Linked DNA regions of Homo sapiens: region 2 is linked to region 1. Evidence: read pairs that join two places in POLR2A ChIA-PET (ENCODE). Cell type or tissue: IMR-90. All regions are shown on one strand. Links, peaks and the distances in the headings refer to the core of each region. The heading gives the core; the rest is flanking DNA. Region 1 holds the start of LOC101927575 (a long non-coding RNA gene). Region 2 has its middle 140 kb from the start of RMI1.

Region 1 (5,388 bases), core at 123-5,122:
AGGGGAGGGAAGGAGACAGAACTGGGTCCTGGGAAAAAGGAGGCAGGCAGGCTCCATGCCAAGGGCTGGGATTAATCCTGGGCACCTAGCCTCTTCCTCTCTGAGTTCTCCTTCACCCTTTGCCAGTTTTCACCAGTGACTCTGATAGACTGGGGTGCAAATATAGAAATGACTAATGACATAAAAAAGTTGTTTGTCCATCGTATGTTCTCACTCATAAGTGGGAACTAAGCTATGAGGATGCAAAGGCATAAGAATGATACAATGGACTTTGGTGACTCAGGGGAAAGGGTGGAAAGGGAGTGAGGGATAAAAGACTACAAAGTGGGTTCAGTGTATACTGCTCTGGAGATAAGTGCACCAGAATCTCACAAATCACCAGCAAAGAACTTATGTAACCAAACATCACCCATTCCCCCCAAAACGTATGGAAATAAAACATTTTAAAAAAAGGAAAAGGTTTTAAGGTTTTTAAAATATGTGTAGGGAAAGATTATCTCAGATGTATTTTTAAAAAAACCAAGATATTTTATAGGGATTTAATAGATGTTTTCAAAATCAAAATAAAAGTTGTTTTTCCTCATTAGTAAGCCAGAAAGTTGGAATTAAAACTACAGTGATGTAAGTGCCTGAGTCTTAAGTAAGGGTCTTAATATTAGTCTTAAACAGAGGAGGGATAGGGTTAGAAACTTTCTAAATGAATGCTCCCTGACTGAACTCATTGTTTTAATGCAGCATATAATCCTCTGGATAAATCTCTGAATAAAATTTCAGATGAAAAGAACACTTAAATGGCCACATTATATCAACAGAAAGACAGGCATTTCAGGACTAAAAAAGAACATAACATATGGAATACTGAAAACCTGTACTGTAGCCCAGCGCCAGGCACCAGGTATGTCTTCAACAGATGTTAACTATGATTATGATTATTGTCACCCAATAACCATCTTTCCCATCTAGTATCTCATGGGAATTTCAGAGAATTCACGTGTATGGGAGTATAATGGAGATGGAGACTCTGTAGGGAATTGGGGTGCAGGGAAATTCATCTGTTTCACAATGCACACCCACATCAAGTGACTCTAATTCTCCTTTCAATAAGAGTTTTTGCTCTCAAAAACCCTCTTCTCTTCCAGACTGTCTCTCTCCTATGTAAGCCTAATGTTTTTCTCTCCTGCTTTATAGATTTTCCCTCATACCTCCTTCAAATTCTTTTCTGTGCCATGTAATGTGAAAGCCACAAAAATTGACCTCAGGTCATTACAGTCTACTAGAGGAGCTATAAACAACATTATTTAGAATAGAGAGGTTGACCACCGTGACATGCTAGAGGCATAAACGGTAGGGGTTCAGTGGAGAGGAGACATCATAAGACAAGTGGCATGGGCATTGGTCTTAAAGGATAAATTGGATTCTGTCTGAAAACAGTAGGAAATAATATTATTGGTGGAAGGAACAGTTTGAGCAAAGACACAAATGTGGCAAAAGCCAGGGTCTGATCTTCCCAGCTTGAATGCCAAACTAAGGGATCCAGGCTGTATTCTATAGGCCAACATTTTGAGCAGCTCATCTGAGCCATATTGGAGATATTAATCATAGACTGGTTGTCATGAATGGATGGGAAGAGGCAGGGGCAGGGTGCAGGAGGTCAGTAAAGAGGACATCCCCATTACTCTTCAACTCTCAGATAGTCAGATATAAATGTTAATTCTTGCCTTCTCAGAAATGTTTAAGGCATCTCCATTGTCCACAAAATAAAGAATAAACCCCTTAAAATGCCATTCAAGGCCTCCGTACTAGTCAGCTTGAGCTGCCATAATAAAATACCATAGACTTGGGGCTTAAACAACAGAAATTTATTTCCTCACAGTTATGGAGGCTAGAAGTTCAAGGTTCTGGCCAGTTCAGTTTCTGGTGAGGGCAGATGGCTTGCAAATGGCCACCTTCTTACTGTGTGCTTATGTGGCCTTTACTTGGTGGTGCTCATGGAGAGAGAGAGCAAGCTCTCTGGTGTTTCTTTCTATAAAGGCTAATCCTTTTGAATCAAGACTCCAGGGTCACACCCTATGACCTCATTTAACCTTAGTTCCATAGAGGCCCCATCTCCAAATAGAGCCAGACTGTGGGTTAGTGCTTTGACATACACATTTTTGTGAAACACAAACATTCAGTCCATGACAGCTTCCTAGGAAAACAGTAACTACCATCTGTGAAGTGCCTACTATAGTCTAGGCATTGTGTAAAGTTCTTTACCTACATTATTTCATTTAATCCCCTCAAGAACAGCATGAAGTAGGTATTTTGTTGTCTGCATTTTACAAATGAGTCTCAGGGAAGGTAAGTACTTTGTCTATAGCTGTACAGCCTTTAGGGGAGGAGGCAGACTTTTAAGGGGAATCCACCTTGAGGCAGGAGGAATCCACATTGAAGGGGAATTGGAAGCACTCCACTCCCCTGACTGACTGCTTCCGACTTCAGCTGTGGCTCTGTCCTCCCCACCCACTCTGGTCCCACTGTATAACTCAGCATTTTCTCCACGTGACATAATTCTTGAGGTCTTGTGTTTGCTCATGCTGTTTTCTCAGACTGTAATGCCTTTTTTTTCTTCTTTTTATTAATTGTTCAAGTTTCCCCTCAAGGGGCAATGCCTCTGTGAAACCTTCCTGTACATCTTTTTTGTTGTTGTTGAATCATATGTATGTGAAACCTTTCTAAATATTCCATGCTGTTTCATTTGGCCTTGCATTCTGGTTACCTGTCTAAATGTCTGTATTTCCTTGCCATACCACCAGATTATACATATTTTGAGATATTTTACATGTGTGTATTTTACACCATGCCCAGCACACAGTAGGTGCTTTAATAGACATTTACTGAGTGAAGGTCAAGGTGAGAGTTAGTGAAGCTATAAACTAGAGGAGTGGCAATGGAGATGCAAAGGAGAGGATGGATTGATAAGACCTGGTGACTTTGGATGTGGGGACTGAGGGAGAGGCCAAGATGACTTGAAAGTTTTTCAAGGTAAGAACATCAGTGTTACTATAGAAGCCAGGAGGTGTTGCTACTTGCGGGGAAAGACACCATTAATAGAGGCGGTAGTAGTAATAATAGCAGCTTCCACTAATTAAATACTTGAATCACTCAGCATGCCAAGTGCTTGTCATATATTGCTCACCTATTTCTCATAATAATCTTGTGAGGTGAGCATTATTCTCAATGCATAGATGATGAAATGGAGGCTCAGAGAGATTAAGCAAACTGCTCAAGGGGGCACAACTAGCAAGCATCAGAACTGAGATGCAAACTCAAGTCTGTCTGACTCCAAAGCTTGTGTCCTGAAGTATTATCCTCCTGAAAACTGCCGAGTGACTCTATTTCCTGTTCTCCAAGGGGCAGCAGGGGAGGTCTCGCCATTTGCCGACAACTCTTTGTGGTGTCTGGTGACTGATTGGTGGTCAGTGCCATGTTGGTTCTTCATGACACAGACAATCCCCTGCACACAGATGGGAAGTTCCCAGGGATGGGAGAGAACATGAGATGTCTCAGCCAGGCCCTGGATGTCTCCTTGCCTTCCCTCCTTCTCCTCTCGGGCTGTACAAGCTGTTCAGCAGAAGTTCTTAGAGCATCTAGTCTTGTTCCAAAGAGACATAGCCATGGCCAAAGAGAATCTGAGGAACGCTAGGAAAAGTCACCTCTTCTATGTATTTGGTGTAAACTGGGAAGAAAAGGTCCCAACATATCTCATCACAGTCAGCAGTAAACAAATATCTTTATCAATAGCAGCATCAACAGCTTGTATTATAAGTGGGTGTGAGGGATTCCACTTCTTGGAAGGTCAAGTGTGGGAGATATCCAGGACTCAGGTCACTGAAGTGGGCACATATCCCTAATAACGCAAGAGCCTGGTAATGGAAACAAAGATTTCAAATTTGTCAATGATAAAACTTTTCTTAGTTTTTCATCTTGGAGAAAAAGAGTAAGCTAACAGGAAGTACAAAACAGGAATACATATTGCAGAATTCTTTAGGTAATACTATACTAGGTTTGTGATTGTATTTTAAGACTGATTACATGAAAGAATATTAATTAGGCCTATGAGAAGTAGCAGTATAAGTGGTTTGACAGAAATGTGAGATGAATGTATAGCAGATTTCAGCAGATAATGGCAGAAGAGTTGGGGGATAGGTCTTTTCCAAAGACTAAATGGATTGACTTGTTTATTCCGGCAATGTAAAGGAAGGAGGAATGATTGTGACTTTCTTCCTGTGATATGAAAATTGAAATGGGTTGGGCGGGGCACAGTGGCTCACGCCTGTAATCCTAGCACTTTGGGAGGCCGAGGTGGGTGGATCACTTGGGGTCAGGAGTTTGAGACCAGCCTGGCCAATGTGGTGAAACCCCATCTCTACCAAAACGATAAAAAATTAGCTGGGTGTGGTGGTGGGCGTCTGTAATCCCAGCTACTTGGGAGGTTGAGGCAGGAGAATCGCTGGAACATGGGAGGCGGAGGTTGCAGTGAACCAAGATTGTGCCACTGCACTCCAGCCTGGGTGACAGAGTGAGACTCCATCTCAAAAAAAAAAAAAACAAAAAACAAAAAGAGTAATGGGTTTATATAGATACCTATGAGTAATAGATTTTCACCATGTCTACCTAGGTCAGCACACTAAATGCCCAGAAGGATGATGTGTGGGTGAAGAAGCAGAGCAACATAATATGGGAGGGGAACCCCTTCTTGGCAGATTTTAAAGAATAAAGTAAATGGAAGTCCTTGTTTCTTCAATTAGACAGTGAGTTTTCTTTTAGCTCTATTATTTTATAGAAGTTGTAGATGTTCTTAGTTTAACTTGTGTTAGTCCCATGTTCAGAAGTAGCTTTAACCTCTATTGCCTACTACGTGACTGAAGAATAATTTGGCATTTTTCCCTTTCAAAGTGAAGCATGAGCTTTCATAAAAATCTTCCCCCATTGTTGTTACAGCATTTTGGTATGCATTTATATTTCAGTAATTTTAATGTAGTATATTAATTTTGATTATAAATGTTTCCACACACATGCCTACTGGTGGTAATATTTTATGTTTACCTTCTCGTTTGTACATTTTATTTGGGAGTAATGCATTCTGATAACTCATTAGGATACATGGATGGAAAATTTTCATTTTAAAGTAGGATAGTTTTAAGCAACATTAACATTTAATTAGAGCTCTTCACTGCATTTTATTATGAGGTTATTCTGTAATTACTCAGCAGGTCCTGGTGTTTATTAATGCAGAAGTGACAGCACATAATACAACTAAATTATTGCCACATCTCTGGAAAAGACAATTGGAAAATGGGGAACAGATAGAGGCATTGTTTAAAGAGCCTCAGGGAAAAACAGCCT
Region 2 (5,388 bases), core at 216-5,215, 57 kb after region 1:
AGATCAGATGCAGTTTATCTCCGCACAGCTTCCTGTGAGCTCCAACATTCCTAATGGGATAGGTCTATTAAGGAACATGCTGGGAGGCAGGGATATGGTTCCTGTGAGTTAGGGTCTTAACAAGCTCAAAAAGTTCCATTCTTGTTTTGCCACTTCCTTTTTATTCTCAGAAACTATACTCTTAACTTATGGGCTTCTTCTTTCATGAAATTTACAAACATTAGGTTCTCCTAATTCTTTTTTTTTTTTTTGAGAGAAGTTTCGCTCTTGTTGCCCAGGGTGGAGTGCAATGGTGCAATCTCAGCTCACTGCAACCTCTGCCTCCCGGGTTCAAGTGATTCTCCTGCCTTAGCCTCCCAAGTAGCTGGGATTACAGGTACCCACCACCACACCCAGTTAATTTTTGTATTTAGTAGAGACGGGGTTTCACCATGTTGGTCAGGCTGGCCTCAAACTCCTGACCTCAGGTGATCCACCCACTTCAGCCTACCAAAGTGCTGGGATTACAGGAGTGAGCCACTGCACCCGGCCAGGTTCTCCTAACTCTTAATCCAAATGCAGAATCTAGAAGCTCATATCCTTACTTGGGCATGGAAAGCAGGGCTTAAAGGTTTCTATAAAACATTTCAAACTCCAGGGTCCAGTGTCCTGAGAAGCCCCTTTCTTCAAGAATTTTTACTGACTTGACAATCTCCTGGGATCAGACTCTTAAAGGTTATCTGTGATTATCAGAGACCCTTACCACACTAGCTCTTGAAAAAGGGATTGAGGCAGTGTATGTATCAGCTCAGGCTGCCATAACAAAGTATCACAGATGACTTAAACAACATAAATTTATTTTCTCAAGGTTCTGGGGGCTGAAGTCCAAGATCAAGATGTTCGCAGGTTTGGTTTCTCCTGAGGCCGCTCTGCTTGCCTTGCAGATGTCTGTCTTCTCCCTGGGGCCTCAAATAGCCTTTCTTCTGTGGTATCTCTTCCCTTCTTATAAGAACACCAGTCCTGTTGGATTATGGCCACATTTTCGTGACCGCATTTAACCTTAATTATCTTTTTACAGGCCCTGTTTCCAAATACAGTCACATTGGGGGGTTAGGGTTTTAACACATACATTTTGGGGGATACAGTTTAATCCATAACAGGCAGAATACCAGACCGTTGGTAACCATTTCAGAGTAGCAGATTCTCTGCTGGTAAAAACATTTTTATCTGTAATAAATTGGTTAAATGCTTGGTTTTGGGAGCTAAGGTGTCCACATTCATGCCCTCGCTCTGCCGCTTACTAGCAGCCGTGAGATCTTGGGCAGGTTACTTATCTTCTTTCTGCCTCAACCTTTTGACCTGCAGAATGGGGATTATCAAAGATCTAGCTCATGGAGGTGTTGTGAGAATGAAATGAGTTAAAACACGTAAAGTGTTGATTACGGTTGGTAGCATGTAAGAAATGCTCAATGAATGTTAGCTGTTCTCGTTGTCAAGAAATGTTACTTTCGGTTATGGACTGAATTGTGTCCTTCAAAATTCATGTGTTGAAGCCCCAACCCCCAGACCATCAGAATGGAACCAGATTTGGAGATTAGGCCTTTAAAGAGGTAATTGAGTTAAAATGAGGCTGTTAGGGTGGGGACCTAATCCGATGTGACTGGTGTCCTCATAAGAAGAGGGAGAGACACCAGGGGCGTGCACGCACAGATGGACGCCCTTGTGAAGAGGCAGCAGGAGGGGCCATCTGCGAGCCAAGGGTAGAGACCTCAGAAGAACCCTGCCCTGCTGGCACCCTGATCTTGGACTTCCAGGCCCCCAAACATTGAGAATATAAATTTCTATTGTTTAAGCCACACAGTCTGTGGTATTTTGTTACGGCAGCCCTAGCAGAGTAATACACTCCCTGAAAAGAATGAGCCTAATGAGGTCCAAAGTATTCCCTTCTAATTAAAATTAGGTGGCTGCTCTTTCTGCCATGATGACAACATCCTGATTAGAAGTCACTTTGTCAAAAGGAACTACATTATGAACACCCAAAGAATGGTATGGTATGTTTTTAAAAGGGTACTTTCTCTTTTTGAGGATACTCTGTTGTATATCTATGCAGTTAGGAGAAGTGTGTTTTGATTACCTGCTTGGTAATCCTTCTAAAATGCGAATATAATTATTCTAATGCAAACCTTATCACATATTCTCAAGAAATTTCAGAACTAAAGCCAATTTTTTGTTTTAAGACAGATGGCTTAACATATTTTTGTGTATATGTGAAATATTCTTTATCTTTAAAAGAGTGCGTCTAGTTAGAGAAAGATGGATGGTAGGTAAAGGACCCATAACCTTGAAGTACACAGCTCCACAGTTGAGAGCTGCCTGGCTGGTCAGCAGGGACAGTGTAGCAGTGACCAGCACTCAAACTGCTCTTGGTTTCACAGCAGTGACCAAGTCAGGCTCATGTTCTTCAAGTGGTTTCATAACACTCCAGTGGAGGATTTATGTCTGTGAGTTTTCCCATTTCTTGGACATCCCAAAGACTGAACTTCTAACAGATAACTCCAAGTGGGAGGCATGTTTACACCACAGAAACCACTATTATTGGGAGGAGAAAATGTTGTTTTTGGCAATGTAACCAGGGAGACAGACCTACCCCTTCAGGGAATAAAACAAATCCTTTCTTTGTGATGCTCACTTTTTTTGTCCCGTTGAATGAGGAGTTGCAGACTGATATCTCACAGGCCAAATCTGGCTCACAGATGTTTTGTTTGACACAGTGGTATTTATGCAGGTTTTCAATTTGAGTATGTTTAAACAAAGCAAGAATTTTCTAATTTGGCACAGTTCCCATCACTCTGTTGTCTTACATACAGCACACTGGTTCCCATTCATTTATGTGACTTGACTGGATCCTGAATGCATTTAGCTTGCAACCTGGGTTAAATTGTTCCCTGGCCACAGTTAGAGACTTTTTGCTTCAACACAGAAAAAGTTTTTTTGTTTTTTGTTTTTAAAAGCTTTTGAGGTTTGTTCACTATATATAGATCATGGAATACTTTCATTTGCATTCAGTGCATTCTGATATTTGAGGGATTTGGAACACTTGTTACTAATACAAATTTTACTGTAGTCAGCAGGAATCAGATTTTCAAATCTACAATTTCTTCTTTTACCTGGAAAATGAATTTTCATATTATAGTTCACACATGGGTTATTCTTAACTAAGTCTTGACTGGTGCTATCCAAAATTGTAGCTGCTAGCCACACGTGGCTACTGAGCACTTGAAATGTGGCTAGTCTTAACTGAAATGTGTTGTGAGGGTAAAACACACAATGGATTTAAAACAGTACAAAAATAATGCAAGATATCTTATTAATACTTTCTTATATTGAAATAATATTTTTGAGATAGTAGGTTACATAACATATTGTATTAAAGTTAATTTCACCTGTTTCTTTTTACTTTTTAAAATGTATACTAGAAAATAAACCATTGCATAGGTGGCTTGCACTATATTTCTATTGAATGGGGCTGGACTAGAAGTTAACCAAAATGAATTTCTAACGACATTAAGTTTACTGAGTTCATGGCACCATATGTTGAGTTTATTTATAATCCTTCTATAAAATCAATAATGAATGATGGCTTCAGTTTCCTGAAAGAGGCCCCTCTCTAAGTGTGGTGTTAAAGATGAGTGCTAACGGGCAGGAAGTGTGCTGGGAATATATGCAGGCACTAGGTAAACAAAACAGTCCAGAGAGTTTGGGTTGGAAATTAGTTGTTGCTTTGACATGTGGCATGATTTATCCCTTTGCTACTCATATTTCTCTATCAGGCAGCTGCTAGGCTTCTTCTAATGTACTTGCCTGAGTATGCCTGCACACACACACACACACACACACACACACACACACACACCCCACACACAACTGTGGCTGGAAGCCTCTTTTAGGAGTTCTCTTTGCATCTAATGTGAAAATTCCTCTCCAGTGGGAAGTGACCTTGGTATTACTTAAAAACCCTAACTGTTAGAGATCATTCTTGGACTCTTTTTTTCTTGGTATAGAAATGAGAGAGAGGGAAGTTATGAAATTGATATTGAAGAATGTATGAGAAGGTAGGAAGCAGATGAGAGACTGGAAAGAGAGTGGAATCTTGGAGGGAGACAGGAGTTTGCATGTTAGTTCTGAACTCACCAACTGTGACTTAGGCAAATCTCACACCCTTTGTGGGTCAGCTTCGTTTATAAAAGGTGGTGCTACTGATAAGTACTTTACAAAGTTCACATACAGTTCAAAGGAGTGCTTTTTAAACTTTAAGATTCACAAACTAACATTTTTATTAGGGAATATAAGCTTTCATTTAATAATCATTATTATCAATAAACATTTGATTGCTAACTAGATGCAAATTACTACCCCTAGAGCAGTGCTCTGGTTTAGAACACTCAAAACCGAAAGCTTTACTCATTGCTGAATTCGGCCTTGTATCTCCTGTGACCTTCACTGTCACAGAGAAGGAAACTGTGTTACATATGTTTCATCTTACTCTACTGTTAACTCATACTTCACAGATTAGAAATGTAATTCTGAGATTGGTAAATTCAATTATGATCCTGTTTGTTGTGGCCAACAAATAGATTATTTAAAAATTGCTTTGCTGTCCTTTTAAATCAAGATAAGAACAATTAAATTAATTACTGATGGCTCTGGAATGGACATTTCTCAAGGAGCTGATTAATTTGGTTAGGGCTTCAAGTACTTTGGTTTGCTTCCCTCTATTCTTTTTCATAAATTCTTCTTTCTATTCTTTTTAAGTAAACAAGTTTTCACTCTTATGATACCCTGTGCCATGAAATTAACTTTTCATTATTTTAAAAATCACATTTTAAAAAAATTAAAGAAAAAACGCAGAATAGAAACTGTCCTTTGTGTTTATCGCTGTGGGTTGTTTTCTTCCTTTACCTTTTTTCTTTACCTTTTGTTTTAGTGGTCAGCTTTTTATTTGTTTCATATTTTTTTCTGAGCCAAAACATAAATCTTGGTGGATGGAAAGAAGATGAGTAAAAGAGAAAAGGCAGAAAATAAGCCCCGCTAAGAAAGAGAAAGGAAATAGAACCACCACCAATAAGGAGATTAAAAGGTAAAGTGAAAAATAGTGTGTTCAACTGATAAACATTCTCTTCTTACTAAACTCTAGCCAGAGTCCTCTGAATCCCCTTCTTGGCTAGGCCTCTATCTTGGCCTGTAAAAACTACAGACACTCAATACAAATGATGTCATCCAGCCCCCCACTCACATTAAAAGATTTAAGCAAGCATTAACTTAGTTTCTCACCAGTCAAGGCCACATCTCTAGGTGACTTTAGCTTCCCTTAAAGTGCCTGCTTGGGAGAGCTCAAGGCTACAAAAGAAT

The links. ChIA-PET counts read pairs that join two places held together with the same protein. Peaks named below come from ENCODE experiments on the same cell type or tissue, not always from the same donor. Only the 100,000 strongest peaks of a DNase experiment are listed, where the experiment ranks them.
Region 2: POLR2A ChIA-PET joins it to region 1 with 12 read pairs; 2 of 35 experiments call an interaction of 5 or more read pairs at or near these places.

What each region holds. Positions count from the first base shown.
Region 1 is chr9:84,062,635-84,068,022 of GRCh38, forward strand. It overlaps LOC101927575 (a long non-coding RNA gene), which reads left to right and starts at 809. Exons shown (of 9, transcript NR_110995.1): 1 at 809-895; 2 at 4,661-4,793. In IMR-90, for the core only: no CTCF peak of the experiment used is centred there; no DNase peak of the experiment used is centred there.
Region 2 is chr9:84,119,664-84,125,051 of GRCh38, forward strand. No RefSeq gene overlaps it. Among named protein-coding and RNA genes, the nearest start is that of RMI1, 140 kb to the left of the region's middle. In IMR-90, for the core only: no CTCF peak of the experiment used is centred there; a DNase peak (open chromatin) is centred at 2,618.